Linked DNA regions of Homo sapiens: region 2 is linked to region 1. The links are chromatin contacts, found by Hi-C or POLR2A ChIA-PET in ENCODE. All regions are on one chromosome and are shown on one strand. Each heading gives the region's core, a stretch centred on a gene start or an enhancer-like site at or near the end of the contact. The rest is flanking DNA. Distances are from core to core; before and after follow the strand shown. Region 1 holds the start of PRKG1 (protein kinase cGMP-dependent 1). Region 2 overlaps PRKG1 (protein kinase cGMP-dependent 1).

Region 1 (7,405 bases), core at 1,662-4,161:
AGATGTAAATTTAAAATGAAAATGTAATGTGTATACATCCTATAGTTGCATTTAGATATGCCAGCTTAAATACTGATAAGTATTTACATAATTTAGTGTAAAAAAACTCACTTTTTTCCAAAATGCCTAAATATTTTTGGTTTTTTTATTTTTGGGGAAAGTGTTTTAGTTTTTATTTTCCTTTGTACATGTAGACAGACTTTCTACAAATGAGGAAGAACCTTCTCTCTTTGTGCTGCTCAAAAACATTAAGTAACCCCATTTAAACCCTAAATAAACTCTAAAACATCAATGAAAAACGTATTTAAAATATTTGTTTTCACTTTAAAAATGAACGAGATGGCTGGGCACAGTGGCTAATGCCTATAATCCCAGCATTTTTGGAGGCCAAGGCGGGCAGATCACGAGATCAAGAGATCGAGAACATCCTGGCCAACATGGTGAACCCCGTCTCTACTAAAAATACAAAAACTAGCCGGCGTGGTGGCGGGTGCCTGTAGTCCCAGCTACTCCGGAGGCTGAGGCAGGAGAATCACTTGAATCCAGGAGGCGGAGGTTGCAGGGAGCTGAGATTGCGCCACTGCACTTCAGCCTGGGTGACCAGAGCAAAACTCCGTCTCAAAAACAAACACACAAACAAACAAAAAAAAAACAAAGAGAAAATCCTGGAATTCTGAACCCAGCTTAGCAGTTGTCTAATTATGTCCTCTATACATTGTATCTGGTATATTTTTAGACATAAACTCATGGCTTCATGAACCCCAATAATAGATCTATAGGAAAAAGTCATTTTGTATTCAACATTTTCCCATGGAAATAAAGAATTCCCACAGGTTAAATAAGAATTTGGCCTTTTGCCCAGAAGAAGGAAATTTTCATGGAAGCTTTTTTAGAATACAGTGAGTTATACAAAGTCACAGTACTTCTGCTTGGTTTACTTTTAATTAAAACAACAGTAATTCAGAGCTATTATTATTTTCAATATTTGTAAGTTGCTCATTTCTTCATTGCAAAAGAAAATGTTTTGAGAATGATCCATTTTATATATCACATTTAGAAATAAATGCACTTCTGAAAGTCTGTGTTGGAAAGCAGAAAAATGAAGTGTCTTGTGTAATCTGCATTAAGAGAATTACTAGATCATAATCTACATAAAAGAATATTTAGGACTATATATTTTGTCATTTAGTCCTCTAATTAAAAACAAGGACACTTTAAATGAACAAGCTTGTTAAGATACCTTGACCTCCCTCCCTCCTTTCCTCCCTTCCTCTGTCTCTAGCTTAAATACAAAAAGTTGTGTATTCAAAAGCAACAGTGTGCAAGTTATTTTGATACTATTCTTTGCTAAGTTTAGAATTGCATTGCAATTCAATTTTATTTTCTGTCCACTTTGTTTTAGTGTTAAGGAATAACCAAATAGAGCATTGAGGATTATAATATTGAGTGCCCAAGAATAGTAATCAAAAATCTGCCAATAAAGATGCTATAAAATTGGATGAGTTCGTAATGTCTTAAGCAAATATTAGGGATTTAGGTACGTATTAGGCAGATATTTGGGGATTCTAAACATGTGTTCCCATGATGGGAGTGTAACACTTGGATAGAAAGGAAGTTACCTAATTGTGATCATTTTGGGGAATATTGAGTGGGCAGGGATGAGGGTGGGAGTGGGTAGAGGTGGGGGTGACTGCAGTATAGTGTACAATTCACTGCAGCCTGCGTGGTCTCCCTCGCTCCTTCACGATTTTCCCTCTTCTTCAAAGTTTGTGTCAGGATGTCTTCCTGGCCATTCAAGTGGAAAGATACATTCCTAACAGCTTGGTTGTGAGGAAAGTAATATTTTTAAAGGTATGATTCAGTTTCAAGATGAAATTTTTGGAGCTCGGGAATGATTTTTAACCCCCACCCTCTCCCCGCCAAATTCAGCAAATGGAAGAAGCAAGGCCCATCCGAGAACTATTCCCAGGCACCAGCTCAAGGCGGAGGGCTCATGGGGAAGCTGAGTGACCTGCTAGGGCCCAAATCCGTTTTTGGCCTTTGCCCTAAAACAGTTCCCCGATGAGAGTTTGGAAGGGGCAGAAAGGAAAGTAACTATCTGGAGCAGGCGAAGAGTAGCAACGCCTCGGGTGCTAAAATCGGAAACCCCACCCCCTACCCCACAACCCTTTCCCAAAGGTAGTAGGCTGAAAGGGGGAATTCCTCGCGGGCGCCGACTCGCTCGCATCTCCTGAGAGGCAAGTTTCTTCGCAAGCGTTAGCCACCTGTGTGAGGCGCTCTGGGTGGGAAAGGTGGCGTGGGAGAAGCGACAGCTCGGCCACACCGCTCGGGAGCTTTCCTTAGTGAGGCCGGCCGTCAAAATACCTCCAGAACTCAGAGCTTTGATGATGCAGAGTCCCCTATGCCTCGTACGTCGCTAGGATCGTAGCTCAACATTCTCCAGGCTGGTCTGCTCTGGAGTCAGCTGAGGCCTCCCGAGTTTGCCCGGGGTCCTCCCTGTCCCCTCCCTCCCACCTCCCCACCCCCGAAGTAGCGCTCCCGCCTCGCTCCACCCGCACACCCCCGGCGCGCCTCGGAGGCTTATCAGGCTCCCCGCACGCCCCGCAAGCTTCCTTGGGCGCCCGGCGCGAGGGACTCTGAGAGCCCAGCCGCTGCCTCGGAGCCCCCATTCACGTCCCCTCCTCCCGCTCCCCCGCCACCGCGCCTCCGACTCTTCTCCCCCGCGCCGCGGCGCCCACCGCGTCTCAGGTTTAATCCCGGGTTGGACCTGCTGGTTTGCTCTCCCCGCTCTGAGCCTCACAGCCAGCCCAGAGAAGTGGAATCTGCACTGAAACTCTGGGTGGCTGGAGCCGGCGGACTGGGCATGCTCAGAAGCCAGGGCTGGCTTTGGTCTCAAGTAGGAAGCTTTGGCACTCGGGAGGCAGCGGCGACTTTGGGGAAAGTTGATCGGAGAGGGGAGGAAGCCTCAAGACGCGGAGCAGCGGCAGGAAGGAGCCCCCGGCAGCCCGGAGGAGCATGGGCACCTTGCGGGATTTACAGTACGCGCTCCAGGAGAAGATCGAGGAGCTGAGGCAGCGGGATGCTCTCATCGACGAGCTGGAGCTGGAGTTGGATCAGAAGGACGAACTGATCCAGAAGCTGCAGAACGAGCTGGACAAGTACCGCTCGGTGATCCGACCAGCCACCCAGCAGGCGCAGAAGCAGAGCGCGAGCACCTTGCAGGGCGAGCCGCGCACCAAGCGGCAGGCGATCTCCGCCGAGCCCACCGCCTTCGACATCCAGGATCTCAGCCATGTGACCCTGCCCTTCTACCCCAAGAGCCCACAGTAAGCAGGGGTGACGCGCCGGGTCCATGTGGCGCCCTGGCGATGGGGAGCTGCGGGTCTCTGTATTGTCTGTCGGCCCCCGCCCCTCCCGCTTGCCATGTCTGTCCTCATCCTCAGAAATGTTTCATTTTAACGGGCACTTCTTGCGGGGCTGTGCACGTTTCTCAGAGCCAGACTCACTGCACATACGTTGCCTTCGTGTCTTTGTCAGATGTCAAGGTATTATTTTTAAATATACATATACATTCGTATAAGCCACCTAGTGTACGTAGAGTTTGAACACGTCCCAGGTGTGTGTCCGACCGTGTGTGTGAGTGTGAGAGAAGAAATAAAAAGCCCCCGTCTCCCAAAAGCCCTGGCAAACCAGCCCAGCTGGAAAATCCTAAATGCAGGCTCATCAGACTTGAAATGAAATGCGTCTGATCACCCATACTTTCTATGCTTTTGTGGCTCTCCCGGATTTCTCTACCTGCTGGCGCTTCACGCTGGTACCCTTCAAACCTGACGTTCTTGTCATCATCAAAGTGTGAAACATAAGCAAATAGGCATAGAAAAAGGAAGAATTTTTGATTTCCTGAATTGGATGACATTTACAATCCATAAATGGAAGACTAGTCTGTTGATTTTGAAGAAATATTTTTTCATAACATATGAGGGAGAAGATTGCTTATTTTACTTAAGAAACGTGCATAATGTTACTAATGGAGCATCTCCATCTCCCAAGAGGTGGTTGCTTGTTTCCAGGGTCAGATACAGATAAGCACACTTATCTTATTTAAAACGTGGACCCATTGTTTGCCTTACTCTTGGCTTCTAATGCAACCACTCTGGCATTGTTCTAGCCTTTTAGGGAACTGTGCAATTCTGATGTTAGTGGGCTTCATAACTTGGATGGGAAAAATTTAATGAAACTTGTTATACAACACTCAACTCAGAGTTCATATGGAGAGTAAAGCGACAGGAACATGAGGTTAACAGAATGTGGGAGAGCACCCAAAAGAACGGCATTTTAAATTAATAGATAATAACGTAATTGATAAAACCAAGGATATTGCTGCTTACTCTACTACTAACGAAATCACATTGGCTGGATGGCACGTGTTACGTAATAATGCAAGGTCCATCGAAACCCTTCACTTCATAAATACAACAAGTTAATATAAGGAGAAAGTAAATATTTGATTATCTCTATTTGTATTTATTGGATGTTTTTTGGGGAGAATCACAGCATGTACCAATTACTACTTTTGAAAACTTAGAGTTATACCTATACATGTTGATTCCCATGGAACATTTGCTGTTCATGCAGGCTTAGTTTAGGGAGGAGTTTGTATTCTGCGAGGGAGTTGGAAAGAGACAATAAGGATAAACATTTCTGAGATTCTGACCTTACCAAATTGCCCTAATAGTTCAGCAGACTTAGATCTGCCTTAGAAACCTGAGTGATCTGAATAAACTTCAACTTTCTCTGGTAAATTAATTTGCAATCCTGACATGCCTGACTGTTTTAGCTAACGAGGTACATGACCATCTCTCCTGGGCCAAGTTTTGCATAATGAAAAAATAACTCAAAGACAGCTCTCTGCATCTTTAAACATTTCATAGGATCTCATTTTTGTATCCGCAGGACTTTTGAGTGACACAGAGCAAACTCTGCTTTTACAAAAAGACCACTTTAATAGGTTTCATAGTGAAGCATGTTGAAGCCAGCTGATAACTCCAGTTACACATTCCATCAGAGATTTACAAGATTCTAGGCAGTAGGGAATGAGCTATACAATGTGATAAGTTTAAAAGCCTCTTTGTACATGACTTGTAGAATATCTAGATTGAAAAACAAACAAACGAAAAAGGTCCAGAGTGGAAAATAAAGCTGGTGTGGCAAATAATTTACAGCATCCCATTATAATAACATTTTATCTATCATTATAATAACATTTTATCTATCAAACAACACTGTGTGTCCTGATACTGATTTCTTACTAATAACTTGTATTTTAAAGGACTCAGCTCTTAAGGTATTGCCATGATGCTTTGGGTGACTCTGAAGTATTTTATTGAGGAAAATGATAGAATGCCTTCCAAGCTTAAATAATTTTGGAAAAACATCTGTTCTTTTTTCACACTTACATAAAGAAAACTAGAAAAAAATTGGCTTGAGTAGTAGAAAGTGTACCTTTCTTAGGGAAAAAAGAAGTACATTGTATGCAAAATGAATAAATCTTATGTTGTTTGAATGGTTGTACAAGGTAGCTCCACAAAGAGTTAAGAAAACCTGCCAAACCAAAGAAGACTTGTTTGCCTTTCAATGTATTTCACTATGAATAATTTGATTACACGGACTTACTGGCAACAAGTGTTTGTGTCTTTGTATTTCATCTTTACTACATCTTAAATGTAGCCATCTTTCTTAAACATACATATAGATTATTGTGAGTTTCCAGTTAAAATGAAACTATCTAAATAGACACATTAATTTCCAGTTTACGTTCATGCTAGTTTTTGATTCTCTTTTTTTTAGATGTAGGTAACTGCCCCGCTAATGTTCTGTTCATTTATCTGATATATGCAAATATATCTGTTTAGTTTTTACTTACTAAGGTTGCCTTCTGAGGATTATAATTTTTTTTAGTTCTGGTTTCTTGGTAAATTTGGTCATTTAAAAATAGTATAAAATGTAAATTAACTTAATAACTTGAATCATTTTAACATTTTTGGCTTGGAATTTTTCCTTTAATGTGGGAATTGGAGGGAAGGTTCTGTCAGATTCCAGCACTGAGCCAGGACACTCCTGCTATAACTATGAGGTAGGAGGAGGGTTTTTATTGGTCTCTTTCACAATCTGTATAGATACAATACTTATGTGAAGGAAAGAACTGATGTAGCAAATTGGAATCTGTATTCCACTGCTACCAAATAACTCCTTGAGAATGTAAAACTACTAAACTATATTTGGAAATAAACTGAGCAAATAAACCCTTAAAATGAAAAACAAAACCTAAGCATTCATTATGTGAGATCAGATAGCCTGTTGATTGCCTATATAGAATAGTTCTTATGGACTTAAGTAATTTTATTTCATGAAGTTTCATTCCTGAAATTGATTCTATATCATGTTAGAACATTCAGTCTCTGAAATTTTGATCTAAACCCCTTATCTTTTGAAAATATTCCCAAATCTTTTCCATTTTCATGTCACAGGGTTTCAGTCATTTCAGTTGGATTATATAGACTTGAGTTCCTAAAAGTGGTTAGTGTCTTTGTATTTTTGTAAGCTGTTGCTTTCACTCCATGTTCTATTTTGTTTCCTTTCTTTTTCCTTTGTTGTTGTTGTTGAGACAGAGTCTCACTCTGTCACCCAGGATGGAGTGCAGTGGCACGATCTTGGCTCACTGTAACCTCCGCCTCCAGGGTTCAAGCAACTCTCCCATCGCAGCCTCCTGAGTGGCTGGGATTACAGGCACGTGCCACCAATGCCTGGCTATTTTTTTTTTTTTTTTTTTTTTTTAGTAGAGATGGGGTTTCGCCATTTTGGCCAGGCTGATCTTGAACTCCTGAACTCAGGTTATCAGCCCACCTGGGCCTCCAAAAGTGCTGAGATTACAGATGTGAGCCACCACACCTGGCCCCTGTTTCACTTTTTCATTGCGAAGTACTTTGGAGGAGTTGAGGATAAAAATATTTATTTATATTTATTTATTTATTTATTTATTTATTTATTTATTTATTTATTGAGACGGAGTCTCGCTCTATCGCCCAGGCTGGAGTGCAGTGGTGCCATCTCAGCTCACTGCAAGCTCTGCCTCCCGGGTTCACACCATTCTCTTGCCTCAGCCTCCTGAGTAGCTGGGACTACAGGCGCCAGCCACCACGCCCGGCTAATTTTTTTGTATTTTCAGTAGAGACGGGGTTTCACAGTGTTACCAGGATGGTCTTGATCTCCTGACCTCATGATCCGCCTGCCTTGGCCTCCCAAAATGCTGGGATTACAGGTGTGAGCCACCGCACCCGGCCTATTTTTATTTTTAAGGAGGCATTCATTTTAAGAGATTATTTAATCTTTTAAACTTTATACTGAT
Region 2 (7,405 bases), core at 3,151-5,650, 140 kb after region 1:
AGCACTAAATGCCCACAAGAGAAAGCAGGAAAGATCTAAAATTGACACCCTAACATCACAATTAAAGGAACTAGAGAAGCAAGAGCAAACACATTCAAAAGCTAGCAGAAGGCAAGAAATAACTAAGATCAGAGCAGAACTGAAGGAAATAGAGACACAAAAAACCCTTCAAAAAATCAATGAATCCAGGAGCTGATTTTTTGAAAAGATCAACAAACTTGATAGACCACTAGCAAGACTAATATAGAAGAAAAGACAGAAGAATCAAATAGACGCAATAAAAAATGACAAAGGGGTATCATCACTGATCCCATAGAAATACAAACTACCATCAGAGAATACTGTAAACACCTCTACGCAAATAAACTAGAAAATCTAGAAGAAATGGATAAATTCCTCGACACATACAGTCTCCCAAGACTAAACCAGGAAGAAGTTGAATCTCTGAATAGACCAATAACAGGTCTGAAATTGAGGCAATAATTAATAGCTTACCAACCAAAAAAAGTCCAGGACCAGATGGATTCACAGCCGAATTCTACCAGAGGTACAAGGAGGAGCTGGTACCATTCCTTCTGAAACTATTCTAATCAATGGAAAAAGAGGGAATCCTCCCAAACTCATTTTATAAGGCCAGCATCATCCTGATACCAAAGCCTGGCAGAGACACAACAAAAAAAAGAGAATTTTAGACCAATATCCTTGATGAACACTGATGCAAAAATCCTCAATAAAATACTGGCAAAACGAATCCAGCAACACATCAAAAAGCTTATCCAACATGATCAAGTGGGCTTCATCCCTGGGATGCAAGGCTGGTTCAACATACGAAAATCGATAAACGTAATCCAGCATATAAACAGAACCAACGACAAAAACCACATGACTATCTCAATAGATGCAGAAAAGGCCTTTGACAAAATTCAACAACGCTTCATGCTAAATACTCTCAATAAATTAGGTATTGATGGGACATATCTCAAAATAGTAAGAGCTATCTATGACAAACCTACAGCCAATATCATACTGAATGGACAAAAACTGGAAGCATTCCGTTTGAAAACTGGCACAAGACAGGGATGCCCTCTCTCACCACTCCTATTCAACATAGTGTTGGAAGTTCTGGACAGGGCAGTCAGGCAGGAGAAGGGAATAAAGGGCATTCAATTAGGAAAAGAGGAAGTCAAATTGTCCCTGTTTGCAGATGACATGATTGTATATCTAGAAAACCCCATCGTCTCAGCCTAAAATCTCCTTAAGCTGATAAGCAACTTTAGCAAAGTCTCAGGATACAAAATCAATGTACAAAAATCACAAGCATTCTTATACACCAATAACAGACAAACAGAGAGCCAAATCATGAGTGAGCTCCCATTCACAATTGCTTCAAAGAGAATAAAATACCTAGGAATCCAACTTACGAGGGATGTGAAGGACCTCTTCAAGGAGAATTACAAACCACTGTTCAATGAAATAAAAGAGGATACAAACAAATGGAAGAACATTTCATGCTCATGGATAGGAAGAATCAATATCGTGAAAATGGCCATACTGCCCAAGGTAATTTATAGATTCAATGCCATCCCCATCAAGCTAACAATGACTTTCTTCACAGAATTTAAAAAACTACTTTAAAGTTCATATGGAACCAAAAAAGAGCCTGCATTGCCAAGTCAATCCTAAGCCAAAAGAACAAAGCTGGAGGCATCACACTACCTGACTTCAAACTATACTACAAGGCTACAGTAACCAAAACAGCATGATACTGGTACCAAAACAGAGATATAGACCAATGGAACAGAACAGAGCCCTCAGAAATAATGCCGCATATCTACAACTATCTGATCTTTGACAAACCTGAGAAAAACAAGCAATGGGGAAAGGATTCCCTATTTAATAAATGGTGCTGGGAAAACTGGCTAGCCATATGTAGAAAGCTGAAACTGGATCCCTTCCTTACACCTTATACAAAAATTAATTCAAGATGGATTAAAGACTTACATGTTAGACCTAAAACCATAAAAACCCTAGAAGAAAACTTAGGCAATACCATTCAGGACATAAGCATGGGCAAGGACTTCATATCTAAAACACCAAAAGCAATGGCAACAAAAGCCAAAATTGACAAATGGGATCTAATTAAACTAAAGAGCTTCTGCACAGCAAAAGAAACCACCATCAGAGTGAACAGGCAACCTAGAGAATGGGAGAAAATTTTTGCAACCTACTCATCTGACAAAGGGCTAATATCCAGAATCTACAATGAACCCCAACAAATTTACAAGACAAAAACAAACAACCCCATCAAAAAGTGGGCAAAGGATATGAACAGACACTTGTCAAAAGAAGACATTTATGCAGCCAAAAAACACATGAAAAAATACTCATCATCACTGGCCATCAGAGAAGTGCAAATCAAAACCACAGTGAGATACCATCTCACACCAGTTAGAATGGCGATCATTAACAAGTCAGGAAACAACAGGTGCTGGAGAGGATGTGAAGAAATAGGAACACTTTTACTGTTGGTGGGACTGTAAACTAGTTCAACCATTGTGGAAGTCAGTGTGGCGATTCCTCAGGGATCTAGAACTAGAAATACCATTTGACCCAGCCATGCCATTACTGGGTATATACCCAAAGGATTATAAATCATGCTGCTATAAAGACACATGCACACGTATGTTTATTGCGGCACTATTCACAATAGCAAAGACTTGGAACCAAGCCAAATGTCCAACAGTGATAGACTGGATTAAGAAAATGTGGCACATATACACCATGGAATACTATGCAGCCATAAAAAAGGATTAGTTCATGTCCTTTGTAGGGACATGGATGAAGCTGGAAACCATCATTCTCTAGCAAGCTATCGCAAGGACAAAAAACCAAACACCGCATGTTTTCACTCATAAGTGGGAATTGAACAATGAGAACACATGGACACAGGAAGGGGAACATCACACACCGGGGACTGTTGTGGGGTTGGGGGAGGGGGGAGGTATAGCATTAGGAGATATACCTAATGCTAAATGACCAGTTAATGGGTGCAGCACACCGACATGGCACATGTATACATATGTAACAAACCTGCACGTTGTGCACATGTACCCTAAAACTTAAAGTATAATAATAAAAAAAATGAGTAGTTATATATGTCTTTCTAGCAGTGAGATTTTGCAAAAGACAACTGAAGTATCTCACATGGAGTGACCACTCATTTGGAATTGCTCATTGCCTGGGCAGATGTTAGAAGAATTTGCATTATATTCAATAGCCATGCCTGGTGAAGTCATTGTTGTAATTTGGCTGAAACTAATGCAATATTACTTTAAAATATTATTTTCCTAAAGATAATATAACTTATTTTAAAAAAGACTTAAACTGAATCTTTGGTTCTTCTGAATATTGCATTTTATGAAGTGTGTGGGTGTGTGTGTTTATGTGTGTGTGCAGGGGTGAGAGAGCAAGAGAGAAGTAATTTTTTAAGAAACTGAAAGAATATGTTACAGAATGGGAAGTTGTTTTATTCATGTGTTATTTGATGAGATATTTCTAGCATCTTGAAGATTTATCCATAAGATTTAGAGGCAAAAGAATGGCCTTTTGTTTATAGTTCTCGTTTGGAATCAGATTCATCATTCTTACTTAAACAAAAAGAAAAAAACATATTTACATATTTTCCAAAGTGTAATATTATAGTGAAAAACTTTACAACTGAGTTCAAAAATTTTGTTAGAGAACCTAAAGCACCTAGAGTTATTTCTAATATTAGAAGAATGGAATGTTAGTCTTATGATTCCCCTAAAAGCCCTTTTAAAGATATACAATAGGTGATATTATATATATGTCACCTATGTACACATATGTACATACACATGTATGATTCCTTAATAGCCTCTTTAAAAGGTCTCAGGTTGTCAAAGGAGCACATGAAAAGGTGTTACACTATGGTTTCATAATCCACATGAAGTTTGTCCCTTCAATGATATTTGTCCCCTGACATTTCTGTAGCATGATTGAAATATCTATGTTAGGTTACCAGGGCATGGAGTCAGCAGTATGAATTATCTGTACTTTGTATGGGTACAGATCTTACCTTGCTACTTAATCAGTCAGGATGGACCAAGTGTTGCCACAGAAAAAGAAAAACTCTTTTTTTTTTTGACAGGGTATTGCTCTTTTGCCCAGGCTGGAGCGCAGTGGCATGATCACTGCTCATTGAGGCCTCTCCTGCCTGGGCTCAAATGATTCTCCCACCTCTACTTCCTATCTGGGGCCAGAGTCGCTTGCCACACCCCCAGCTATATTTTTTTTTATTTTGTAGAGACGGTGTCTCATTATGTTGCCCAGTCTGATCTCAAACCGCTGAGCTCAAGCAGTCCTCCCGCTTGGCCTGCCAAAGTGCTGGGATTACAGGTTTGAACCACCACAATCAGGCCCGGAGAACAGCTGTCAAATATCAATGAACTAACAGCAAAGCTTTGTTTTTACAATCACTTTACATGAGCACGTGGATTGGCAGGGGACCTCTGCCCAATATCTTTACACAGAAACCCACAGAAGACTCACTCTTGACACATGTTTGCAAATCACCACTGAACGGAAAATGAAAGATTGTCACTTGCTCTTTGAAATTTTCTTTTAAGTGACCTTGTCACTTCTACCCTCAACTCATTGGCTGAAGCAAGTTACAGCGTGGGCGGCTAACTTCAAAAGGTCAGGGACAGCAATCCTATCATGTTTCCAAAAAGAGAAAACAATGCGAATCATCTAATGCCAATCAGAACTACCATAAATGATTAGACTGATCCCAGGAGGGAAAGGGTTAGTGTAAATTCATTACTGTTGTTTAAAAAGATGCTCGACAGCACATTTGCTGCTAATTAATGGTGTCATGTTTGAAGAAAGAATCCGCAAATGCTTATTTTTAATAATTGAAAAATAAGGAGAGCTTTTTCTTTGATCGTGAATTAGTCTGTGCAGTTGGATGATAAATTACAAGTGATTACAACTACCACTTATGCTGCTAAATTATAGCTCTTCAGCATTGTTAGAAACAAAAAGGAAAGCTGGTCTCCATGGAGGTCATATACATATTTTCTTAGGAGGAGTGAGAACAGGTGTTGAAATTTAAATGGTAAGAACCTTAAGTTCATAGGGAAGACAGCTGAATAGAAACTGAGGGGCAAGCTTGGGGAGCCCTGTGGGATTTTTGCAGGGGGCATGGAGGAGGAAGGGAGTAGAAGAATGCTGGCATTTGTTTATTCATGGTAAGAGGTGCTTTGGTCAAGAAGGGATGAAAATGTTTTCATGTTTATAAAACAGTCATTGATCAACATTCTTTGTCTCTCCCTCTCCATCCCTCTCTTCTTCCCTTCCACCTTCCACTTCTTTCTTTCACCAGTATGACAAAAACTTGGTAGCCTACCATTCTGGATTCTGTCTATAGAACTGGAAATTCCTCTATATACAGAACTTACATTCTAGTAGTTATAACAGTGATAGGTGTATGTAGAAAACCTAAAGCAGAGTAAGAAATACAGAGCCCTGAAAAGCACTACTTTTTAGAAGTGTTCATGGAAGGTGTCTTTGAAGACATAACATTAGAGGAGAGAGAATAAAGTGAGGAAACAAGCCTTGAAATGACATAGAAAATAGCTTTCCAAATGGAGCAAATATTAAGTGCCAAGGCCCTGAGGTAGAACTGTGTTTGTCTGCTATTAGTGCTGGGCCTTCAGAGATGAGTGCTTGCAGGACTTGGTATAGGACCTGGCCCACAGGAGTGGCTCATTGAATATTTGTGGGATGAATGAATGAGCAGATGAATGAATGTAAACCCCATCCCCAAAGAATTCCCACTGTAGCAGAGGATGGAAGTCTGACTAAAGATAACTACTTGGTAGCAATAACAACATTCAGCATTGCTCTTCATTGGGTAGGGCACTAAGATCTTTACATAAGTTATCTTACATAATTCACAAAGCAATACTATGGACACATGTTATTGCTCCCATTTTGTAAACAGAAAGTCAACAGAGATTCTGTTATAATGTTTAAGTGTTTGGACTCCGGAGCCAGACTGCCTTGATTTGAGTAACAGTACTTCCACTTGCCATCTTTATGACCTTAAACAAGTTACTTAACTTCTCTGTGCCTGGGTTTCCTCACTGGTTTTAAAAAACCCGAATATAACCGTTTCAGGACATTGGTGTGAGGATTGTGTGAATTAACATATGCAAAATACTTAAGACAGTAACTGGCACTATATAACTTTTCTTATAATAAATGCTGTCATCATCATTTTCAAGATTATGTAGGAAAATAGGGATGCTAACTGCTTGAGAATTCCACAGAGGTCTTCATAAATAAGATGTTTGAACTAAGATTTGAATGGAAAGGTAGGAATTCTAAAATGTATTCAAGTGGTATGGGTGTGTGTAAATATTTCAGCTAATTCAGCATTGATTTTTTCAGGGGGATTTAAAAAGTATATTTGGTAGTAAATTGTCTCCTTTTTGCTGAATATCAGGCTACTATAATATAAATTCCACCTTGTTCCCCCAAATGCTTCTAGACTTACAACTTGTATACATGAGAATAAAATCATTGTCATTTTCCATCTTATAAGACAAAACATAAATCTAGCCTGGTTTAGCCTCCATTGTCATTAAATAAAAAATAAGAAAATGATCTCCTGTGCAGATAGTCAAATTGAAAAGCTCATGGGTGATAGTTAAAGTTTAATACCCACTGAGGCCATTTTAGGAATAGCAATAATTTGGCTGTGTATAATTGTGTGTTTATGTATGTGTACCTTTATATGCATTTCTACAACACAAGCTGTTACTGAATCAGAGATGTGTGACCTTCTTTCATAGATATAAAAATTACACCTGGAAATATTCTCTGAGTTTACATGAGAGAAGGGAATGGCTTATTTTACACATATAAAATTATACATATCTTCACAGCATCTTAATCCATTTTTTTCTTTAGCCGTGTCTAAATGGTTTAAGAACGCATTACCTAATAAGTTTGGTGTGGGGAAAAATGCCTTAGAAAGGAGTAAAGCAAAATCTATCACCATCTCTCTTTTAATAATAAATATGCAAGTGGATGATTACAAAAGAAGAGATCTGGAGATGACTGAAAAAGAACATTGTGAGGGTGTTGGATTATCGAAATTTTTATACATTAGAATTCAGTGTTTATTTTGAGAATGAAACACATTTTTTCTATTTACATTTACACAAATAAAGTGCCTCTGCCCACAAACAGTCCTTCTATGAGTTAGGAATAATTTTCCTGTGGTATAAATTGGTACTTCTGTTTCTGGCCTTAGTTCTGGGCTCACACAGATGGCCTTTATAAACATAATCTATTATTTACATAAATCAGTTCT

Evidence for each region. A loop is a pair of places that touch in the nucleus more often than their neighbours do. ChIA-PET counts read pairs that join two places held with the same protein, here RNA polymerase II (POLR2A). Pooled maps may share reads with other maps.
Region 2: a loop to region 1 is called in a map of IMR-90, with 2.9 times the contacts of the local background. The contact joins the enhancer-like site here to the promoter of PRKG1 in region 1. A Hi-C loop is called at or near these places in 4 of 168 maps with a recorded cell type or tissue (IMR-90, heart left ventricle, right cardiac atrium and 1 more) and 6 of 50 pooled maps. POLR2A ChIA-PET finds 5 or more read pairs at or near these places in 1 of 52 experiments (CD4-positive, alpha-beta T cell).

What each region holds. Positions count from the first base shown.
Region 1 is chr10:51,071,576-51,078,980 of GRCh38, forward strand. PRKG1 (protein kinase cGMP-dependent 1) reads left to right here and starts at 2,912. Exons shown (of 18, transcript NM_006258.4): 1 at 2,912-3,326. The coding sequence starts at 3,016.
Region 2 is chr10:51,210,336-51,217,740 of GRCh38, forward strand. All of the region lies in intron 2 of PRKG1 (protein kinase cGMP-dependent 1), which reads left to right. Among named protein-coding and RNA genes, the nearest start is that of MIR605, 86 kb to the right of the region's middle. Within about 2 kb of position 4,401, at least 2 of the 41 ENCODE cell types and tissues checked have a DNase peak (open chromatin) inside an H3K27ac peak, as active enhancers do.